Linked DNA regions of Mus musculus: region 1 is linked to region 2. Evidence: chromatin loops called from intact Hi-C (ENCODE). Cell type or tissue: heart. All regions are shown on one strand. Links, peaks and the distances in the headings refer to the core of each region. The heading gives the core; the rest is flanking DNA.

Evidence for each region. Hi-C counts contacts between places; a loop is a spot of excess contacts. Peaks named below come from ENCODE experiments on the same cell type or tissue, not always from the same donor. Only the 100,000 strongest peaks of a DNase experiment are listed, where the experiment ranks them.
Region 1: a loop joins it to region 2, with 2.8 times the contacts of the local background. A loop is called at or near these places in 3 of 42 quality-filtered maps.

The regions. Positions count from the first base shown.
Region 1 is chr4:123,914,844-123,920,191 of GRCm38, forward strand. Rragc (Ras-related GTP binding C) reads left to right here and starts at 2,590. Exons shown (of 7, transcript NM_017475.2): 1 at 2,590-2,924; 2 at 5,006-5,209. The coding sequence starts at 2,691. It also overlaps D130007C19Rik. In heart, for the core only: no CTCF peak of the experiment used is centred there; a DNase peak (open chromatin) is centred at 2,528; H3K4me3 peaks cover 3,215 bases; H3K27ac peaks cover 2,182 bases.
Region 2 is chr4:123,137,538-123,142,913 of GRCm38, forward strand. It overlaps Ppie (peptidylprolyl isomerase E (cyclophilin E)), which reads right to left and starts at 2,414. Exons shown (of 10, transcript NM_019489.6): 1 at 2,365-2,414; 2 at 1,329-1,427; 3 at 1-32. The coding sequence starts at 2,395. In heart, for the core only: a CTCF peak has its summit at 2,059; a DNase peak (open chromatin) is centred at 2,454; H3K4me3 peaks cover 1,841 bases; H3K27ac peaks cover 1,323 bases.

The sequences.
Region 1 (5,348 bases), core at 349-5,348, 780 kb after region 2:
ACTCTCCTGAGCAGTATAAACACAAGACCTCAAGGTCTTAGATAGAACAGCACTGTAGAAGCAATGATTGAAGCAACAGGAATTGAGAAGACTTTTTGGGGCCTGGAACTCATGGTTCTATCAGGTTGAGAAGACTTTGTGTAATAAAGACTGCATTTGAATAGTAGAAGGACTGTTGCAAAGAAGTGACTACTGTTTTGTTCTACTTGAGGCTTTGAGGAATTTGATTGTTGGCCTGAAGCTTTATTTTGAAACAAACTTTGATATTATAGCAGGGAATAACCTTGACCTTCTGGTCTTGCTTTCGCTTCCTTGGCGCTTTGATAACAGGCAAGTGCTACCAGGCCTGAGTTAGGTAGCGCTGCAGATGGAGCCTAGGGTTTCATGAAAACTAGGCAAGCATTCTACCAACTGAGCTGTATCCACAACCCCTTGAATAAGAAACTTTATAAAAATTATTTATTTTTATTTTATGTGTATGAGTGTTTTGCCTGCATGTATTTATGAGTTCCACCTGTGTGCCTGGCATCCTTAGAGGGCACTGCATCCCCTGACACTTGACAGTTGTGAGCCATCATATGGGTGCTGGGACTGGATGTGGATCATCTGCAAGAGCACCAAGTGCTTTTAACCACTGAGCAGGAATAAAAATTTAAAAAGAACAGAGCTTTTGAAGATGGCTCAGTGGGGAAGCACTTTTTAAATAAATGTGAGGTCTTGAGTTTGAATCCCCCAAACTCACATAAAGTTGAGCATATTTATGTCAGTAATCTCAGTGCTCCCATTGTGAGATAGATAAAGAAGAAACTGTTCCCAAAAAATCAGGGTGAAAGTTTTTAGATATCTGTGGTTGTCCTATGATCTCTACTCATATATTCCACCCAAAAACTGTTAAACCTTTTATCAAAGCTACCGTTAAATTTGATTTCCCCTGGCACAGCAGTTGGTTCTCTGAATCCATAGATTAGGCCAACTGGATTGGAAATATTTTGGGGGAATTGTACTGAACATATGTAGACTTTATTTTTACACTTATGCAATATAGTGCAACAACTATTTATACACACATCCCATTCTTTAAAAAAGGGGTTTCTAGCTAAGGCTGTCAAGGATGTGTAGAGTGGGCTGACTTAGAACTTTTTGGGGGGAATTCTACACCTGCCTCAGATGTACTGAGATTTACGGATGTGGGCCATCATATCATGCCTGGCAAAGACACAATTTCATTTTTCATTGTACTGGTTATTATAATTAATGCAGAGATAATATAAAGTACATGGAGTGTGCATAGGTTCACATGTAAATAGCCTATACTAGGAATCTGACCGTCTTCCAGTCGGTTAATCGGATTAAGGGTGTCCTGAAAGCATTCTCCCATTGATACTGAGAGACACACGCATATTTAAGTGCATTCTGCCTGTCTATTAGGTACTGTGGAGTTGATATTTTTTAGGTGAGGTTGTGACGGCCTACTAGAGCTTACTTTTCTCTCTACAGTCAGATCAGTCTGTCTGAGTAGGAGATGAGACTATGTGGTAGAATTTTCCCTAGCATGCGCAAAAGACCCCGAATTTCATCCTTAGCCCTGCAAACAACAGTCACTTTGTAAAACCAGAAGCCCTATCCCTACCCCAACTCCTTTTGAGTGTACACGGCTGTATTTTAAGGGTTGTCAAATTTCCACTTCTGGGAGTCCGAGACATTTACAACTTTCTGAAACATACTTTGGCAGTAATCATTTGCCTTCATTAGCCCTAATTCCTCTAGTCTCTAATCACAAAGAAGTCAAGTACTCAGTTGCTGGATGGGTTACTGGAGGGGCACTAGGTGGGCGTGAAGATGGAGTCGGTAGAATATAAGGGCAGCAGTATCCTATCAGCGATCTGCTTACGGAATTAGAAGATGTTTTAGCATGCTCGTATCTGTTTTCCTTATCGGGTTCCAGGTACCAGCATAGGCAAGTTATCACTGAGATTCCTAATTGCCTTTCGCACGTGCCGAATCTATAGGTCTGGACTGGCTCACACACGACCTCCGGTGGACTCACCCAATTCCAGAGCAATTCATCTATCCTCATGGCCTTTTCCCATAAAATCTGTACTGAGTCAACTTACACAGAAGTCCAATCTCTGTTCAGCTTCAAGCAACTTGAGGGCATGGAGGGGCAATTCAGTTTCCAGTGCCTTCCTGGTACCCAGGACCTGACAAGCATCACTAAATACTGGCAGGGCAGCTGCAACAAGGGAGGGGGGCACAAAGAATTCTTACCCAGACGCCTAGAAGCTTCCCTGCGTTGCTCTCGGAGCCCGGAAGAAGGCGGGGAGCGGGGAGCAGCCCAGCGCGCGCATGGAAGGCCGAGGTGCGTTGCGGGCTGTGCCCCCAGGGCGAAGGCCCGGAGGCCGACGAGAGGCGCGGCCAGGCCGAACTCCTCGTGACGCCTCCCCCCCTTCTGCCGCTGCTAGTCAGGTGATTCCGGGCACGTGATAGTACCACTTACCCTGTTGTCCCAGAGTGGCAGCCCGCCCAGCCAATAATAAACCGAAGCTTGGCGGCGGCCCAATCGGAGCTGGGCTTATGGGCGGGCCCTGCGGCGGCTACTGCCGGGGGCGGCGGCAACAGCGGCGGCCTGGGGAGGCGGCGGCCTAACCTGGCCTGGCCTGTCAGGGCGCGGGCGGTGGTGGTCCAGCACCATGTCCCTGCAGTACGGGGCGGAGGAGACGCCCCTGGCCGGCAGTTACGGCGCAGCCGACTCGTTCCCCAAGGACTTCGGCTACGGCGTGGAGGAGGAGGAAGAGGAGGCAGCGGCGGGTGGCGGCGGAGGCGCGGGGGCCGGCGGCGGCTGCGGCCCGGGCGGCGCTGACAGCTCCAAGCCGAGGATCCTGCTTATGGGGCTCCGGCGCAGCGGCAAATCCTCCATCCAGAAGGTGAGCGCCCCGCAGCCGCCGCCTGCCCTTGGTTTTGCCCGGCCCACGGCGCTCAGGTGGCGGGTGCCCAGGAGGCCTGAGAGGGTGGAGGCCTGGCGCTGCGTCCCCGGGCACTGTCCACACCTGCGAGCGCAGAGCCTGGGCGCGGTTCGCCCAGGGTCCCCGACCTGGGCCTCCGAGGGTCGAGGGGGGCCAGGAGGCGACGCTGGCTGGAGGGAGGAGGCAGGTGCCGGTCACCGCCCTAGAACTCCTCCCTTCTGGTCGCTGCCCTTGTGGCGTTGACGAAACCGACCCGTCGTCCCCGGTTCTCACGCGGAGAACTTGGTGAGCGTGCTGTCCCGCCGCATCTCACTTAGGTGACAGGAGTTTTCAGGGATCTCCTCCCAGCCTCTGGACCGTAGCGGCGCCTGAAAGTGTTGTGGCGAAGACACTGGGCATCTCAGTGTTTGTTGTCAGTCTGTTGGAGACTTCTGTAAAAACATTTTTTGGGGGGGGGGGCGGGGGGGGGGACTCTATCGCTACACCTACTTTATTTAGAACTTGTAGCCCTGTGGTTGCAGTTACAGGTGACAGTCCCCAGTAGCTGGTCACAGCGATCTTTGGAGACGGTTTTGCAGGCGGACAGACATCAGTGCATTTGTTTTCACTTGGGTCCGTCGTGAACGAATAGAATGAATGCCTAAGGCTTTGTATTTTTAGGGAAATAGAGGCAGGGTTGATTTCTTTCAATCAGCCATTCCCATTACAAACAGAGCGAACTTCTGGTAAAACTACGGTCACAGACAACCATGCTTTCCCCATTTCCACTCTGACACAAAGGTCTGTCCAAACAGAAATCTCTGGTATTTTGTAGGGGTGGTGTTTTTAAAAAGCAACATCGCTGCCTACCCCCACATCTTCCGCCCCTGCACTTGCTGGACAACTGTTTTATTTTCTCACGTCTGTGTCAAAGTTAGACCTTTGGGGGGAGTGCTTATGCTAAGTAACTACCACTTGAAACCTATGAGAACTTTTTCTCTCTTCCAAGTTAACACTGAGAGACAAATTTGCTGTATGTTAGGGTTGTATCAGGCAAGCCTTAAAGCTACATCTCCAGCCCTGCTGTGGTTTTTTTGTTTTCTTCCTGTATAGCAGGCTGGCCAAGAACTGACTATGTAGCCAAGGGTGACTTTAAGCTCATCCTGAGCTTTCAGGTACGAGCTATCAGGTTGGCTTGGCTTGGTGCAGGTGCTGGAAGCCAGGGTATTATGCATGATAGGCAGGCTCTGGGACCACACTGAGCTACACCTTTGGCTCCCTGCTGTGATGATTGGCAGCTTATTGTTTTTACCATTTCCTGCCTTATGGAGCTGCCTCTTCCCTCCTCCCCCAGGTCTCCCTACTTCTCACTCTGGACAGTTTTACCTACTCAGGATCCCCTCCATTGTCTTTATTGTTCCTAAGAGCCTGAGGTAGGCGTGTGTGTTATTTTTGAATGAACACAAAGTCTCAAACATTACCTAGAATAGTTCATGATCTTAAAGCGGGTCTTGACAAGTTTAAATCTCTGATCACAGTTGTAATATTGGTACCACAGGATTTCTATGTAACTTTGGCAGTTAAATAGTCACAACGTTGTCTCTGTTTCTCTTAATAAAACCCAATAGGACCTGGCAAGGTGGTACTGTAATTTCAGTACTGGAGGAGGCAGAGGCAAGAGAATTGGATTTTGAGGTTAATCTGGGCTATATAGCTGAGGCTCTTTCTCAAAACAGCCCTCCTCTGCTCCCCTCCAAAAAGTTACAAACCCTGAGAATAGAAAAAGCAAATACACGGAAACCGTATGGGTCAGAGATGGTGGCACGAGAACACAGTTAAAGTAGTAAGAGAAAAACTCATCTTCAAAGTGGACTGAGTGGAAATTAACTTGGTGCCTTTTGTCAGAAATAGAAGAATAAATAGCACCAGTGATTGACTGTCCTATTATTACCTTATTTATTTATTTTGCATCAAGGTCACAGTTGTAAGGTTGGTGCCATGGGATTTCTAATATGACTTGTATAGTTAAATAGTTACAAAGTTGTCTCTGTTTCTCCTCACAGGTGGTGTTTCATAAGATGTCACCCAATGAGACTCTCTTTTTGGAAAGTACCAACAAGATTTATAAAGATGACATTTCCAACAGCTCCTTTGTGAACTTCCAGATTTGGGATTTTCCTGGGCAGATGGACTTCTTTGATCCAACCTTTGACTACGAAATGATCTTCAGGGGCACAGGAGCATTGATATATGTCATTGATGCACAGGTAGTTAGGCATGATGGTGTGTGCACCTCTCTGGTGGCAAAAAGGCAGAGAAAAGGAGGAAAGCTGTTTGTCTCCTTTGTCATGTGCTTGAAGCTACTCTCTTTCCAGTAGATCCCCTTATACTGCCTGCACCTGACTC
Region 2 (5,376 bases), core at 101-5,100:
AAACTCAACAAAAGCAAACCCTCGGTGTTTTTCTGCAAAAAAGGGAAATAAACACAAAGATCTAGGTAACTGCTATGTGAGGCAAGAGAAGAAAAGAGAACAATCACAAAGAAGCCGGCCCATACCATGTCCAGACACCAGAAAACCTACTCAGTCATGATTTACAAAGGACCCTCATCCTTTGATTCCTCTTAATACCTGAAGCAATAATAAACATCTTCTAGGGATAAAGCTACATACTGAGGAGCTGGAGAGATGGCTCAGCGGTTAAGAGCACTGACTGCTCTTCCAAAGGTCCTGAGTTCAAATCCCAGCAACCACAAGGTGGCTTACAATCATCCCTAATGAGATCTGACACCCTCTTCTGGTGCATCTGAAGACAGCTACAGATATAATAGATATAATAATAAATGAATCCTTTTTTTTTTTAAAGCTACATATTGAACTTCAACTTCTCATGAAGTGTAAACTGGCAAGGTAAGTTATTTAGCAAATCAACTATTTATCCAAATCTACAATTTGATTCCAGGTGCCACAGCACACACCTGTAATGCTAACTACTTAGGAAGCTAAGACAGAAGGATCATCAGTTTGGAGGCCAGCCCGGACAACACAGTTAAATCATTTTGAAATAGAAACAAAACAAAAACAAATACAGGCCAAAAAAAAAAAAAAGCCATCAACCAAATATATAATCTGATCAACTACAGATAAATTCTAAAACCTGTAAGGAGATTCAGTTTTATCCTGAGACAAATTCTGAGCTAAGAAAAAGCCCCCACACAACAGTGCCAACTAGAAAGTCAGTAGAACATTTCTTGCATATGTTTCTGCTGTAGCCCAGACTGACCTTAAACTCTATCCTCCCGCTGCAGCCTCTGAATTGCTAGGTTTACAGGCATGTGCCACCGTGGCCATCAACTACTCTACTGGTTTTTAGGGGGTGGGGAGATTCCCCAGACTCAGAGTTTAAAGATCTTGCTATTCCCACCCTGTCTCTCTCCTCTCTGCCCCTCTGCCTCTCTGTGTGTGTCTCTGCCCCTCTGCCTCTCTGTGTGTGTCTCTGTGTGTGTCTCTGCCCCTCTGCCTCTCTGTGTGTGTCTCTGTGTGTGTCTCTGCCCCTCTGCCCCTCTGTGTGTGTCTCTGTGTGTGTCTCTGCCCCTCTGTGTGTGTCTCTGTGTGATTAGTGCTGGGAACTGAAACCAAAGCCTCATATGGTGGGCAAGAATTCTACTAGAACTTAAGAATGTAAATTTAGAACTGGAATGTGACTTTAATTCTTTCCCTATCGGAGGGTAATGAGCGTTAAAGACACTCAAATGACCCACCTGTTTCATAGTCCAGAGGAATTTGAATATCTGTGATGTCTCCAAAGGGGATAAATGCAGCATGAAGAACCTTGTCGTCCACCTCTTCTGCCAGCCCGCCTGCAAATGAGCCAAGGACCTTCTGAGCCGCTGTCCTACACACTCAGAGGTCCCTGCACACCAGGGACTTTGCCTGTCACTGGTATGACAGGCAAAGGGAGGGATCTTTCCATCCAGTCCTTTGTCTACACAAACATCTCTCTCTACAGCCTACCCACACTACTTTCCTTTCTTCAATCTCCTTTTAAACAGTTCTGATTCGATCTCCAACTCTTGTGAAAGCTTTGTAACTGACCTCTCTGCCTCAATTCCTTCCTCCAACCGCCCCCCCCCAACCAAATATAAGTGGAAATGAATCCATCGGTTCTCTTAGACTTCAAAGTCTTAAATGTCACTGTCCTCAAGATAAAGTGAGAGCTCCTTGGTAGTGTACACAGGGTTATCATCCGACTCTCGCCGATCTCTCTTGTATCTTCCATTTTGTTTTCCCCAATTTCCCTGAGTTTCTCGAAAAATGACCCAGCTGCCCCTAGGCGCCAGGCTCTTTTACGCCTTTGAGCTTCGGCTCCGGTGCAGCGAACAGCTTTGCCTCTACTCTGACTCTTTGCCCAACTCCTGCTCAACTTCTGCGTCCCGGCAACAGAAAGTTTGCCCTCACCCAAGTTCCTGTCATCATTGTTAGTCCCTATTACAACGCTAGGGTGTGTAGGTTATTTCCCACTTTCTCCTAGATAGTCTGGTAACTCCTCCTTTAGGGCAGAGATCCAGCCATTCCGCACTGAATGTTTGTAAAACGAATGGGCGGGAGGGATTTGGAAGCCCAAAATTCTTGTCACTCGTCGGGGTTCCTGTGCGCTTAGTGGACTAGGAAGGTCGCCGGAATTGTCCTTCCATCTCGGGCTCACACCCTCAGGCCCAGCAAGCCCTCCATAGACCCCGGCTGCTTTCCCCCTTTCCCACATTGCTCAGACTAAGTCTAGCTCCCGCGCCTGCTCACCCACGTACAGCACACGCTTGGTGGTGGCCATCTTGCTCGCGCCCGTTTCCGCCGGAAGCCGGCACTCGGCCGGCCCCCTCGCCGTCGCCCCTCCCCTTAGGTCGGGGCGGGTCTTTGTGCGGCTGCAGGCTCCGCCCCTTCTTGGCTGTAGCTCCCAGAGCTGGAAGGAAACAAACCTTGGTCTGATCAACCTAGATATTAACGGCAATTGAACCATTACCAACACACTATGGTCCGGGCTGTCCAGGCAGCTGTTTTTGGCCAATTCGGGAGCCAAGAACGGTTTTTACACTTTGAACCGGGGTGAGGCGAAGGATCGACAATATTTCTTGAGAGATGAAAATTATATGAAATTAAAATTTCAATATCACGAAGTTTAATTGTTAGAGTATAGCCACATCCGTTCCTTTTCTATTGTCTGGCTGCTTTCATGTTACAAAGGGAAGAGACCTGTTCCTCCCACGGCCATTGATATTTTACCATCTGGCCCTTTGGGCAAAGTGTTTGCTATACTCTTGTTCTAACGTAATATTTAAATTTATAGGTTCTCAATAGCAGTACAAAACAGTAGGATCACATTTGTTTGCTTGTTAGAGTATCCCACTATGCCTTCCAGATCTCAGCCTCCCCAGTGCTGAAATCCCAATTGAATACCACCAACCTACCTCAAATAGAAATTTAACAAGTTTTATTTTATGTATTTATTTTGAGACTGGATCTTCCTATGTAGTCCTGAATATCTTGGAATTCACTATGTAAACCAGGCTGACCTTGAACTTACAGAGATCTCTTCCTGAGGGTTGGGACTAAAAGCATATACCACCACAGGAAGCTTTGCTGTATTGTTAAAGGGCTCTAGCAGGCCCAAGCTTGGTAAGCACAGGTGTGGCAGGCCTTGTCCTTCTCCCCATTCCCTCTGCCTTGCTAATAAACAAACAAACAAACAGGGTTATATTCCTAAAGCTAGCCGTAGGCCAAATAAGGTCTATTCCCTTATTTGGCCTCCTCCTGAGGATGATCACCAAGGTCCAGCTATCAAAGTATTAAAGTTCAACAATTGTATTAGTCAGGGTTCTCTAGAGTCACAGAACTGTGGGTAGTCTCTATATAGTAAAGGAATTTAATCTTAATCTTTGATCTCCCTGTCTTAATCTTCTGAAATCCATAGCCACTATGCCTCAAGATCTCCATACTGAGATCCAGGTCAGAAACTTCTATCTCTCAGCCTCCAGATTAGGGTCACTGATGAGCCTTCCAATTCTGGATTGTAGTTCATTCCAGATATAGTCAAGTTGACAACCAGAAATAGCCACTACAACAGTCAAATCCCCCCTTGGCCTACCCTAATTAATACGGTCAACCAAAACATGACCACCACATCCTAGCCATTCTATCACAGATTCCCCTCTTTTTCCTCTTAAAAAAACATCACACCCACAAGGTCATTTGCTGCTGCTGTCTGCCTGAGCGGAGAACAGTCACTTTCCCCTGCTCAGTAAAGGATCTCTCTATGGAAATAGGTGTTTGAGTGTGGTTTGTGCCTAACCCAGTGTTCAAGAGGGAACACTGTGTGCGGGTCCCTTCAGTTACGGTGCTGGAGATCAGACGTAGAGCTGAAGACCATTCCTCGGCAAATATTCTACCACTGATCCATATCCTCAGCTACTGTAGGCAGAGCATTTAGATTTTCCTGAGGTAACTTTTATAAACTTTGTTATTCAAATGTGTGTGTATACGCATACTTGTGGAAGCCAGAGGACAACTTGATGGAGTAGATTCTCTCCTCCTACCAGATCAGGTCCCAGGTTTGCAAGGCAAGCGCTGTTACCAGCTGAGCCACCTCACAGCCCCTTGAGGAGACTTTTAAGATGGAAGCTGAGCTGAGAGGCAGGAGCATAATGAGGTGGAAATGGAGGACACATGTTCAGGCAGGAGAGATGGGTAGAGGCCACCTCATGTCAGGGCCTGCAAGCTTTGTGAAAAACTTGGGGATTTTGAGAAGCTATCATGGGGTGATAGCAAGGAAGTTACATGGTCACATTTACACTGATCTTTTCCCACTTTTTAATTTTTGATATTATATTTTAAATATAACATTTTTCTCCTTTCCTCCCCCAAAGCCCTCCCGTAATCCTTTTCCCACTATCCTTCAAATGTATGGCCTCTTTTTTTTTTTAAGTCAATTGTTACTACATGCCAACTATATATTTATATATACATATATGTATTCCTAAATATAACCAGTTGAATTCATATAATGTTACTTGTTTTTTGTTTTTGTTTTGTTTTTTGGTTTTTGGTTTTTGGTTTTTCGAGACAGGGTTTCTCTGTGTAGCCCTGGCTGTCCTGGAACTCACTCTGTAGACCAGGCTGGCCTCGAACTCAGAAATCCACCTGCCTCTGCCTCCCGAGTGCTGGGATTAAAGGCGTGCACCACCATGTCCGGCGTAATGTTACTTGTTTGTGTGGTTTTAGAGCTGACCATTTGGCACACTGGAGCTGACTATTTCTTCCCTGAGGAGAGCCATTTTCCTGCTCCCGGATCCACTCAGTTGCCTGTAATTCTTTGTGTAGTGTTGGGGTCTTGCTGGCTTTATCCTGTGCAGCTTGGTGTGTTTATTGGTGTCCTCCTTACTCAGCTCATATTTGGGTGGCCAAGCTCTTGAGACTTTCTGAGTGTACTTCTGATGTTACTAAGAAACACAGTCTTAGAGCAAAAGCCAAAATCCTATGGCTTACACACACACACACACCCTTTCTGCAATGCTCCCTGGGCCATAGGTGTGGGAGTATTTTGTAGATGTATCCACTGGAACCGGGCTCCTCAACTCTGCATATTGATTGGCTATTGTTTTCTGTAGTGACATCCAACTGTTGCAAACAGAAGTTTCCTTGATGAGGGATGAAGACTACACTTCTCTGTGGGTACATATTAATTTTTTAAGATTTACTTGATGTGTATGAATGTTTTGCATGCTTGTATGCACACATACGCACCATGTGCATATCTGG